Regions from separate parts of the Homo sapiens genome. Here region 1 is linked to region 2. Evidence: chromatin loops called from intact Hi-C (ENCODE). Cell type or tissue: HepG2. All regions are shown on one strand.

Region 1 (5,000 bases), 190 kb before region 2:
ATTGATTTGCATATGTTGAACCAGCCTTGCATCCCAGAGATGAAGCCCACTTGATCATGGTGGATAAGCTTTTTGATGTGCTGCTGGATTTGGTTTGCCAGTATTTTATTGAGGATTTTTGCATCGATGTTCATTAAAGATATTGTTCCAAAATTTTCTTTTTTTTGTAGTGTCTCTGCCGGGCTTTGGTATCTGCATGATGCTGGCCTCATAAAATGAGTTAGGGAGGATGCCCTCTTTTTCTATTGATTGGAATAGTTTCAGAAGGAATGGTACCAGCTCTTCTTTGTACCTCTGGTAGAATTCAGCTGTGAATCTGTCTGGTCCTGGACTTTTTTTGGTTGGTAGGCTGTTAATTATTGCCTCAATTTCAGAGCTTGTTACTGGTCTATTCAGAGATTCAACTTCTTCCTCGTTTAGTCTTGGGAGGGTGTATGTGTCAAGGAATTTATCCATTTCTTCTAGATTTTCTAGTTTATTTGCATAGAGGAATTTCTTGCCTTCTGCTAGCTTTTGTATTTGTTTGCTCTTGGTTTTCTAGTTATTTTAATTGTGATATTAGGGTATTGATTTTAGATCTTTCCAGATTTCTCTTGTGAGCCTTTAGTGCTATAATTTTCCCACTGCACACTGCTTTAAATGTGTCCCAGAGATTCTGGTACATTGTGTCGTTGTTTTCATTGGTTTCTAAGAACATCTTTATTTCTGCCTTCATTTCATTATTTACCCAGTAGTCATTCAGGAACAGGTTGTTCAGTTTCCATGTACTTGTGTGGTTTTGAGTGAGTTTCTTAATCCTGAGTTCTAATTTGATTGCACTGTGATCTGAGAGTTTGTTGTGATTTCTGTTCTTTTACATTTGCTGAGGAGTGCTTTACTTCCAATTATGTGGTCAATTTTAGAATAAGTGTGATGTGGTGCTGAGAAGAATGTATATTCTGTTGATTTGGGGTGGAGAGTTCTGTAGATGTCTGTTAATTTCGCTTAGTGCAGAGTTGAGTTCAAGTCCTGGACATCCTTGTTAACCCTCTGTCTTGTTCTGATATTGAGAGTGGGGTGTTAAAGTCTCCCATTATTATTGTGTTGGAGTCTAAGTCTCTTTGTAGGTCTCTAAGGACTTGCTTTATGAATCTGGGTGCTCCTCTGTTGGGTCCATATATATTTAGGATAGTTAGCTCTTCTTGTTGAATTGATCCCTTTACCATTATGTAATGGCCTTCTTTTGTCTCTTTTGATCTTTGTTGTTTTAAAGTCTGTTTTATCAGAGACTAGGATTGCAATCCCTGCTCTTTTTTTGCTTGCCGTTTGCTTGGTAGATCTTCCTCCATCCCTTTACTTTGAGCCGATATGTGTCTCTGCATGTGAGATGGGTCTCCTGAATACAGCACACTGATGGGTCTTGACTCTTTATCCAGTTTGCCAGTCTGTGTCTTTTAATTGGGGCATTTAACCCATTTACATTTAAGGTTAATATTGTTATGTGTGAATTTGATCCTGTCATTATGATGTTAGCTGGTTATTTTGCCCATTAATTGATGCAGTTTCTTCATAGCATCGATGGTCTTTACAATTTGGCATGTTTTTGCAGTGGCTGGTGCTGGTTGTTCCTTTCCATGTTTAGTGTTTCCTTCAGGAACTCTTGTAAGGCAGGCCCACAGAATCTCTCCACATTTGCTTGTCTGTAAAAGATTTTATTTCTCCTTCGCTTATGAAGCTTAGTTTGGCTGGATATGAAATTCTGGGTTGAAAATTCTTTTCTTTAAGAAATTTAAATATTGGCCCCCACTCTCTTCTGGCTTTTAGGGTTTCTGCTGAGAGATCCACTGTTTGTCTGATGGGCTTCTCTTTGTGGGTAACCCGACCTTTCTCTCTGGCTGCCCTTAACATTTTTTTCCTGCATTTCAACCTTGGCGAATCTGACAATTGTGTGTCTTGGGGTTGGTCTTGTCGAGGACTATCTTTGTGGTGTTCTTTATATTTCCTGAATTTGTATGTTGGCCTGCCTTGCTAGGTTGGGGACGTTCTCCTGGATAATATCCTGAAGAGTGTTTTCCAACTTTGTTCCATTCTTCCTGTCACTTTCAGGTATACTAGTCAAACGTAGATTTAGTCTTTTCACGTAGTCCTGTATTTCTTGGAGGCTTTGTTACTTTTTACTTTTTTCTCTAAACTTGTCTTCTTGCTTTATTTCATTAATTTGATCTTTAATCACTGATACCCTTCTTCCACTTGATCAAATTGGCTATTGAAGCTTGTGCATGCGTCATGAAGTTCTCATGCCATGGTTTTAAGCTCCCTTAGGTCATTTAAGGTCTTCTCTACACTGTTTAGTTAGTCATTCATCTAACCTTTTTTCAAGGTTTTTAACTTCCTCGTGATGGGTTAGAACATGCTCCTTTAGCTTGGAGAAGTTTGTTATTACTGATCTTCTGAAGCCTACTTCTGTCAACTCGTCTAAGTCCAGCTTTGTTCTGTTGCTGGTGAGGAGCTGCGATCCTTTGGAGGAGAAGAGGCGCTCTGGTTTTTAGAATTTTCAGCTTTTCTGCTCTGGTTTCTCCCCATCTTGTGGTTTTATCTACCTTTGGTCTATGATGGGGTTTTGGTGTAGATGTCTTTTTTTGTTGAGGTTGATGCTATGCCTTTCTGTTTGTTAGCTTTCCTTGTAACAGTCAGGTCCCTCAGCTTCAGGTCTGTTGGAGTTTGCTGTAGGTCCACTCCAGACCCTGTTTTTCTGGGTATCACCAGCGGAGGCTGCAGAACAGCAAATATTGCTGCCTGATCCTTCCTCTGGAAGCTTCATCCCAGAGGGGCACCCGCCTGTGTGAGGTGTCTGTCAGCCCCTACTGGGAGGTGTCTCCCAGTTAGGCTTCATGGGGGTCAGGAACCCACTTGAGGAGGCAGTCTGTCCGTTCTCAGTGCTCAAAACACCATGCTAGGAGAACCACTGCTCTCTTCAGAGCTATCAGACAGGGACGTTTAAGTCTGCAGAAGTTTCTGCTGCCTTTTGTTCAGCTATGCCTTGCCCACAGAGGTGGAGTCTGTAGAGACAGTAGGCCTTACTGAGCTGCGGTGGGCCCCTCCCAGTTTGAGCTTCCTGGCTGTTTTGTTTACCTACTCAAGCCTCAGCAATACAGATGCCCCTCCCCCAGCCAGGCTGCAGCATTGCAGGTCGATCTCAGACTGCTGCACTAGCAGTGAGCAAGGCTCTGTGGGTATGGGACCCACTAAGCCAGGCATGAGAGAGAATCTCCTGGTCTGCCGGTTGCTCAGACCATGGGAAAAGTGCAGTATGTAGGTGGGAGTGTCCCCTTTTCCCAGGTACAGTCTGTCATGGCTTCCCTTGGCTAGGAAAGGGAAATCCCCCAACCCCTTGCACTTCCTGGGTGAGGTGATGCCCCACCCTGCTTCAGCTCGCTCTCTGCAGGGTGCACCCACTGTCCAACCAGGCCCTGTGAGATGAACCAGGTACTTCAGTTGGAAATGCAGGAATCACCCGTCTTCTGCGTCGATCACGCTGGGAGCTGCAGTGGTTCTTTAGTTTTAATGGTCACTCTTAATCTGTATGTTAATTTCAAACTCTCCACCACTGGGTATAGCCTGCCCTTAAATTAATCTGTTGTTTTGCTTAATTAATCCTTTGGAAACATGAATTCCAGTCATACCTCAGCAACTAAATATTTTAATATGGTTAGCATCCAGTGTAAGTAGCAATTAACTTACTTTGAGATATTCAATAAAAAATATATTCTCACAGTGTTATTTAAAATTTTGTATTTTAGGTAATCAGTTAAATAAGAGTTCTTTTTCTTTGTTTTTATTTCACAATTTAGGTTTACTTAAACATGTAACTTTGGAAGTCAGCATGGAGTTTGGGCCCAGAATGGAAATTGGGTGTCAGAGATTTGTTTTTGGTCATGTCATTTGACTGTACCAGTCAGCTCTATGATGGCAGAAAACTTTCACATTGTTTTCTATCACTGCCTCTTGCCAAGGTCCACTGGGGTTATTTTTACTGTTGATGTTTTCCTGAGCTTTTGCATTTTTTTCTGTGGGCTGGTCCTTTTATACACTTTAAAAATCAGCTTCTCCTAAAATCAGGACTTTACTGTAGGCAAAGTTCTCTGAAAGAGCCCACAAAGTCACTTTTATAACTTTAACCCCGACTAGTTAAAAGCACTCACTATGTTGATGAAATCCTATTTTAGTTTGGGTTGCCCTAGAGACATGATTCATGTCCCCCTGTGACATGGATTCAAGTGCAAGTAGTTTATCTGGGAGGTGATCCTAACAAACACCTGTAGAGGAGTGGAGAAGTGAGACAGGGAAGGGAAGGAGCCAGCATCGGGTTCAGTGTCAATTAAGTTACCACTATAGGCAACAGGAGCTTAAGTTGCTGAGTAACTCGGGGAGCCAGCGTAGGAGTCATGTTTCAGAGTTATCCCACTGGAGGGGAAGAAGGGAAATGGGATTTATAGACCAACTCCTCAGTCGTTGGAAGACAGCTGCTGAAAAGTGAGGGAGTGTGAATCAGATTTTTTCCACTTGGCAGATATGCAAAGCAAGCTTTGGGGTTAGAGAAAGATGTTAGGTGAAATGCTGGCAGTTAGAAGGAAAAGGGGTGCGAAGCAGGGGAGGGGTATGTCAGGGTACTGACACAAAGTACCCCTTTGTCTACTACAAAGCTAGAACTCATTTAGAAAAAGCAAAGCAATAACAACAAATAACAGCGAAAAAGGGAATCAGGTTAAAGGAATCAGAAAAGACAGAAAAATGCTAATCAGAAAAAAAAGCTTTGTTATAGAATCTTAGTTAATCCATTCCTAATTTTCAGCAAAGAAGATCCACAAATTATACTAACATGTTGCTTGTGAAAAAGGAGGCACTACCCTCCAAGTCTCGTAGTTGAAGAAGAATGGAACCCAACTTTTCCACAGCATTACTTCCCATAATGCTCCAAGGTGCACCTCTTTTCTTCAGTTAGCACTGTCTCCCTACTGCCC
Region 2 (5,000 bases):
CAAGCTCCAGTCTTTTGCAGTTTGCAAAACAAACAGTGCTTTTCTCACCATCCTGAATTTCTCCTTCTATTCATTCTTAAACCTCTTGAAAGACTGAGGTCTGTTCACTTTCTCCACTTTCTTCCCACTCCTACAGGCTCCTGCCACCCCTCAACTGAAAGTGCTCTATGAATGTTACCCATGGCTGCTTAGGTGCCACATCCAGTAGGCAGTTTTCATTATTTATTTATCCAATCTGTCTGCAGTTTTGACAAGTTGGTTTTTAAAATCTTTCTTTCCCTGGATTCCAGGGAACCACTTCTCTTAATTCTATAATTGTTCCTTGTCCCTTTTCCTCTGTCTACCCTCAACTATTGTGCATCCTATTTTGCCCTTTGGAGTCCCTTCTCAGCCTGCACAGAGTTGACAATTCCAGGCCAATGGCATCACCATAGGCTAATGACTCCAAAATGTCTCCCTCAGCCTCAGCATTCTCCCGTTTTCTAAACTCAGTTGCAAACTGAACATGGCCACCTGGATGTGCAGTATAATTCCCTTTCCCCTGAGCTACCCCCCAACCCCTGTTTCCCATAGCTTGGTACCTGGCTATCAAGTGCCCATGTAGAAACATGGAAAAGATTCTATTGTCTTCGTTTTCTAAATACCTAATCCAATTAGGATTGTGTGTTGTGTGCATTTCAATAAAGTATGTCTTTAAGACTATTTCCCTTATTTGTGTATCCTGCATGGCTCTTTAGCTATTTAGCTAATAGTTGTTTAACTATTCACTTCCTCAAATAAGATGGCACCACATTAAGAATCTTATAAAATATTCTTTATTTACTATAAAACTGTCTGTAGTAACTTCCAAATCTTTTTTAAGAACATCTGGAAATTTAGGCCAGAAATTTGATTTATTAATAATTAAAATATAGCAATGAAATAGCATTTCACATCTATTAGGAAGGCTACTAAAAAACAAAGAAAATAACAAGTGTTGACAAGGATGTGGAGACATAGGAACTCTTGTGCACTGCCATTGGAAATGTAAAATGGTGCTGCCATTGTGGAATGCAAAATGGCGATTCATCAAAAAATTTAACATGGAATTCTCATACTATTCAGCGATTCCACTTGTATGTCTATACACAAAAAAATTAAAAGTAAAGACTGAACAGATATTTGTACACCAATGTTTATAAGAGTATCATTCACAATAGCCAAAAATGGAAATGACCCAAAGAACAATCAATGGATAAATGAATCAGCAAAATGTGGTATATACATACATACAATGCAATATTTTTGGCTTTCAAAAAATTAAAATTCTGATACCTACTACAACATGGATGAACCTTGAGGACATTATGCTAAGTGAAATAAGCCAGACACAAAGGACAAATGTGATTCCTCTTATCTGAGGTACCTGGAATAGTCAAATTCATAGAAACAGAAAGTAGAATAGTGGCTTCCAGGAGGTGTGGGGAAGGGATAACAAGGAGCTATTTTTTACTGAATACAAAGTTTCTATTTGGGATGATAACAAAGGTTTTGGAGATGAATACTGGTGATATTTGCACAACGACATGAATGTATGTAACGCTGTTGAATTGTACACATAAAAATGGTTAAAATGGTAAATTTTATGTACCTTTTCCTACAATTAAAAACATTAAAAAAAAATCGAATTTTTCAAAACTTTCATTTCTTTAGTGTTCTGGAAGAATTTACTCTGTCCTAAATGATACAAGGGAATGGGAACTAACTGAAGCACGTGATCTCTTGGCAAAATCAGAGATGTCAACGGGCAATTTGAAGCCTCTGGGTGAAAAGAAATAGAGAGCATCTGTAGATGTGAGGGTGATCTGCTGCAAAACCTGTCCCTCTAGTGATTGCAGAAATTCCTTCCTTCCTTGTCTGTTTGCATCTCCCCAGATGTATGGCAGTGGAGTGTGAGTTTCTCAGCTTGAACTGGACTCTTCATACTTCTGTTAATGGAAACATAAATACAGTGCACCCAATAACAAAATAGAACTATTCCTAGAAAAAAAAAATGTTTAAAATACATACATTCATAGAGTAATTATAAAGCAATCCAAACGCTGAATAACAGACAAAAGCAACTCAAGATCAGAACAAAGCTTTTGGGACCTCTAACAGGGAAATATGTGTATGATTGTTAAGCTCCAAAGTAAATAAAGCATGAAAACCCAAAACTGCTTATCTGTGTGGTTTTCATAGTGTCAATATATATGCAGAGTTGGTCTGACTGCACTGAAAGCCATTAAAGGTCATGGAAGTAAAAACAAAAGTCAGACTGTCTGTGTGAAACTTTGGCAAGCAAATGCCAACTTTCTTCAACATTTTCTCAGTTCTGAAGAAGTGAGCGAGAGGTGGCAGTAATGGTCTTTCTCTCTCTCTCTCTGTCTCCCCCTCCCTCCCTCTCTCTCTCAATTGTAAATTAAACCATTATTTTCTTTGTGCCCCCACAAATAGAATTCAATATTACAGTGAAATTTGCCAATGAAAGAGATGACCTGTTCCTTTTAATATCTGTTTATTTTCATGCATATTGCACCAAAGTTAAAATGAGAACTTTGTCCTTTTAAATTGACCTGCTTTGGGGAAAAAATAGGCACTCTCTTAGAAATGGCCTCCTCCTCGTCAAATTAAAATTGCTTCAGATCAGCGAAGACCACAAGAATACTCACTGTAGCCACATAGAATCAGGATGCCAGAAATAGCAAATCACACATTTTTCTTTAGTTGTGCAAGACAGCTTTTTAGTACAGATCAGGAAGCTGCTGAAATGTTAGGTTGATATGGGTGACAAATTATATTGGTTGAAAAAGTAGCTACACTCAGTGGGATGAATTTGCCTAGGTATTTACATTTACTCAGCAACTGGGTACTGAGGATAGCGTTTTGTTTTGTTTTGCAGAGGGGTGGAAAAGTATGGAAATGAAGCAGTATGTTAATTCTACAAGCATTTAAGGAATGATTACTGTATGTGGGACACTATGCTAGGTACAGTTGTGAGTTACTTAAAGCTCACAAGTGTTGAGTAATTTCCCCCAAGGTCTCATTGCTAATAAATAACAGAACATAGGCGTTTGTAATTCTAAAGTCCATGTTTTTAACCTCTATTCTATGTTAGTGCTCAATTACATTTGTTAAAAGGGCAAGGTTCTGCATTATATGTTCCTCTATCTGGACTCCCCCCATAACACCTGGATCAGTCTTCCCCAATACAGTTTCCCTTTCCTCAGTCCTCTTCTACGAACCAAGACATTCAACAGGTCTTACTCATTGACCCTAAGTTCCATATACCTGTGTTGCTGCTACTACAACTACTATTGCTACAGTTAATAGCACTAGTTCTATTACAATGTTACTGTTACTAACAATGAGAATTGATAAAATTCATTGAGTACTTACTGTATGGATGGAACTCTGAAAAGAATTTTGCACTTGATCTTAGCCAAAAGCCCAAGAAGTGATTGCTAAGGATTTTGTAAGCCTTATTTCATGTAACACTTTCAGTAGTAGTTGGAGATGCATGCGCTGGAAATAGACTTTTCTGGGGTTAGGTGCTAGCCTCTTTATTCATTAGCTGTGTGGCCATGGGCAAGTTGTTTAACTTTCTGGACTTTTGATTTCCTCACTTGTAAAAATGAAAATAATAAAAATATCTAAGAGAAGTTTGGAGAAAAATACATAATGTAATTTAAAGAAATGGCTAGCATACCTGATAAATATTAGCTATAAGTTGTCATCACTATTAATAAAAATACTATTAATAGTTTCATCCATTGGTAAAATCCCTGCCGTGTTCGTACTGTCCAGCTATGAAGAATTTTACCTTGGCTTATTTTTTATAACTATTTTTTTTTTAATTTCAGTTCCCTGTGTGAAACCCTATTTTGATCCCCAGTCCAATTTTCCGGATTGTTAGCCGTCTGTTTTATTCCAGGGGACTGGATCTTGTCCCTAACCGCTGCTCAGCCTCTGGCTGGGTTGCTGCACATCACCCACTTCTGCCTAACATCTCACCTAAGGTAGGGCATGCATCATTATAGCTACAGAGGAATCAAAGGTGAAAAGAAATAGTCCTGTCCTAAAACAACTTATAATCTTTAAAAAATAGAAAATATCATATCAGACATAACTTATACATCTCCTTGGATCCCAGTGGCCTTGCCCTGCCTGCCTCTCAGGCCATTAGCTTCTCCTTGGAGGCCTCTGCGGTACACTTTCTCTATTACTCATGTAGTTCTGCTGAATGGAGCCAACTAATTACTTCTCCAAGAATATCAGCCCTCCACGGTGGTTGCCACTGTGCAACCAGGTAGCCAGCCATATGCCCAGAGTCTCTGGCTGCTTCTGCCATTTATGGGTTCAGATGAAACATTTCACCACAGGGCATGGTTTTTGGCTTCCTGATCAGCCAGATATTACATCTGGAAGTACAGGAAAATTAACTCCCTGTGGGATCAATTTGAGCCAAAGAAGGGAAACAAATAATAGTTCTCTCTCCTCTCTTCCTTCCAACCACAGTTTTCCAGAGTGGCTGAGCAATATGCATAGCAAGCGATTCAGTCTCTCTGTGGCTTATTTTGAAGCAGTAGCTAGCATGATAACCTTCTATTCCTTCTCATCCTTCCCAAACTCACTTCCTTTTCCCTCACTCTCACTGCCCTGGGATTGCACCTTCCATACAAAGTTTAATCATTTAATCCATGCCTCAGGGTCTGTTTCCTAGGGAACTCAGGCTAAGAAAAACAAGAGTAGAACTATTAGGCACATTCTGATAACCTCCCTAATAGGGTTTCTAGAAGCACTTTGGGAACCTGGAGGAGGAAGAGAAGATTAATTTAGCTGGAGTTTAATACAAAGAATGGTTAATATTTACCACTTGCTAAATGCCAGTCGCTATCTAATGAGCTTCGCATGTATTATGATTTTCCTCATTTTACATATGAGTAAACCAAAGCATAGCAAAGTTAAATAACTTACTCCAG

What was found. Hi-C counts contacts between places; a loop is a spot of excess contacts. Peaks named below come from ENCODE experiments on the same cell type or tissue, not always from the same donor. Only the 100,000 strongest peaks of a DNase experiment are listed, where the experiment ranks them.
Region 1: it touches region 2 in a loop (2.9-fold over the local background); 3 of 110 quality-filtered maps call a loop at or near these places.

What each region holds. Positions count from the first base shown.
Region 1 is chr1:100,946,589-100,951,588 of GRCh38, forward strand. The region is part of intron 8 of SLC30A7 (solute carrier family 30 member 7); the gene reads left to right. Among named protein-coding and RNA genes, the nearest start is that of SLC30A7, 53 kb to the left of the region's middle. RefSeq lists an enhancer at 3,188-3,237. In HepG2, no CTCF peak of the experiment used is centred here; a DNase peak (open chromatin) is centred at 3,113.
Region 2 is chr1:101,134,640-101,139,639 of GRCh38, forward strand. No RefSeq gene overlaps it. Among named protein-coding and RNA genes, the nearest start is that of S1PR1-DT, 99 kb to the right of the region's middle. In HepG2, a CTCF peak has its summit at 2,373; DNase peaks (open chromatin) are centred at 2,242 and 3,052.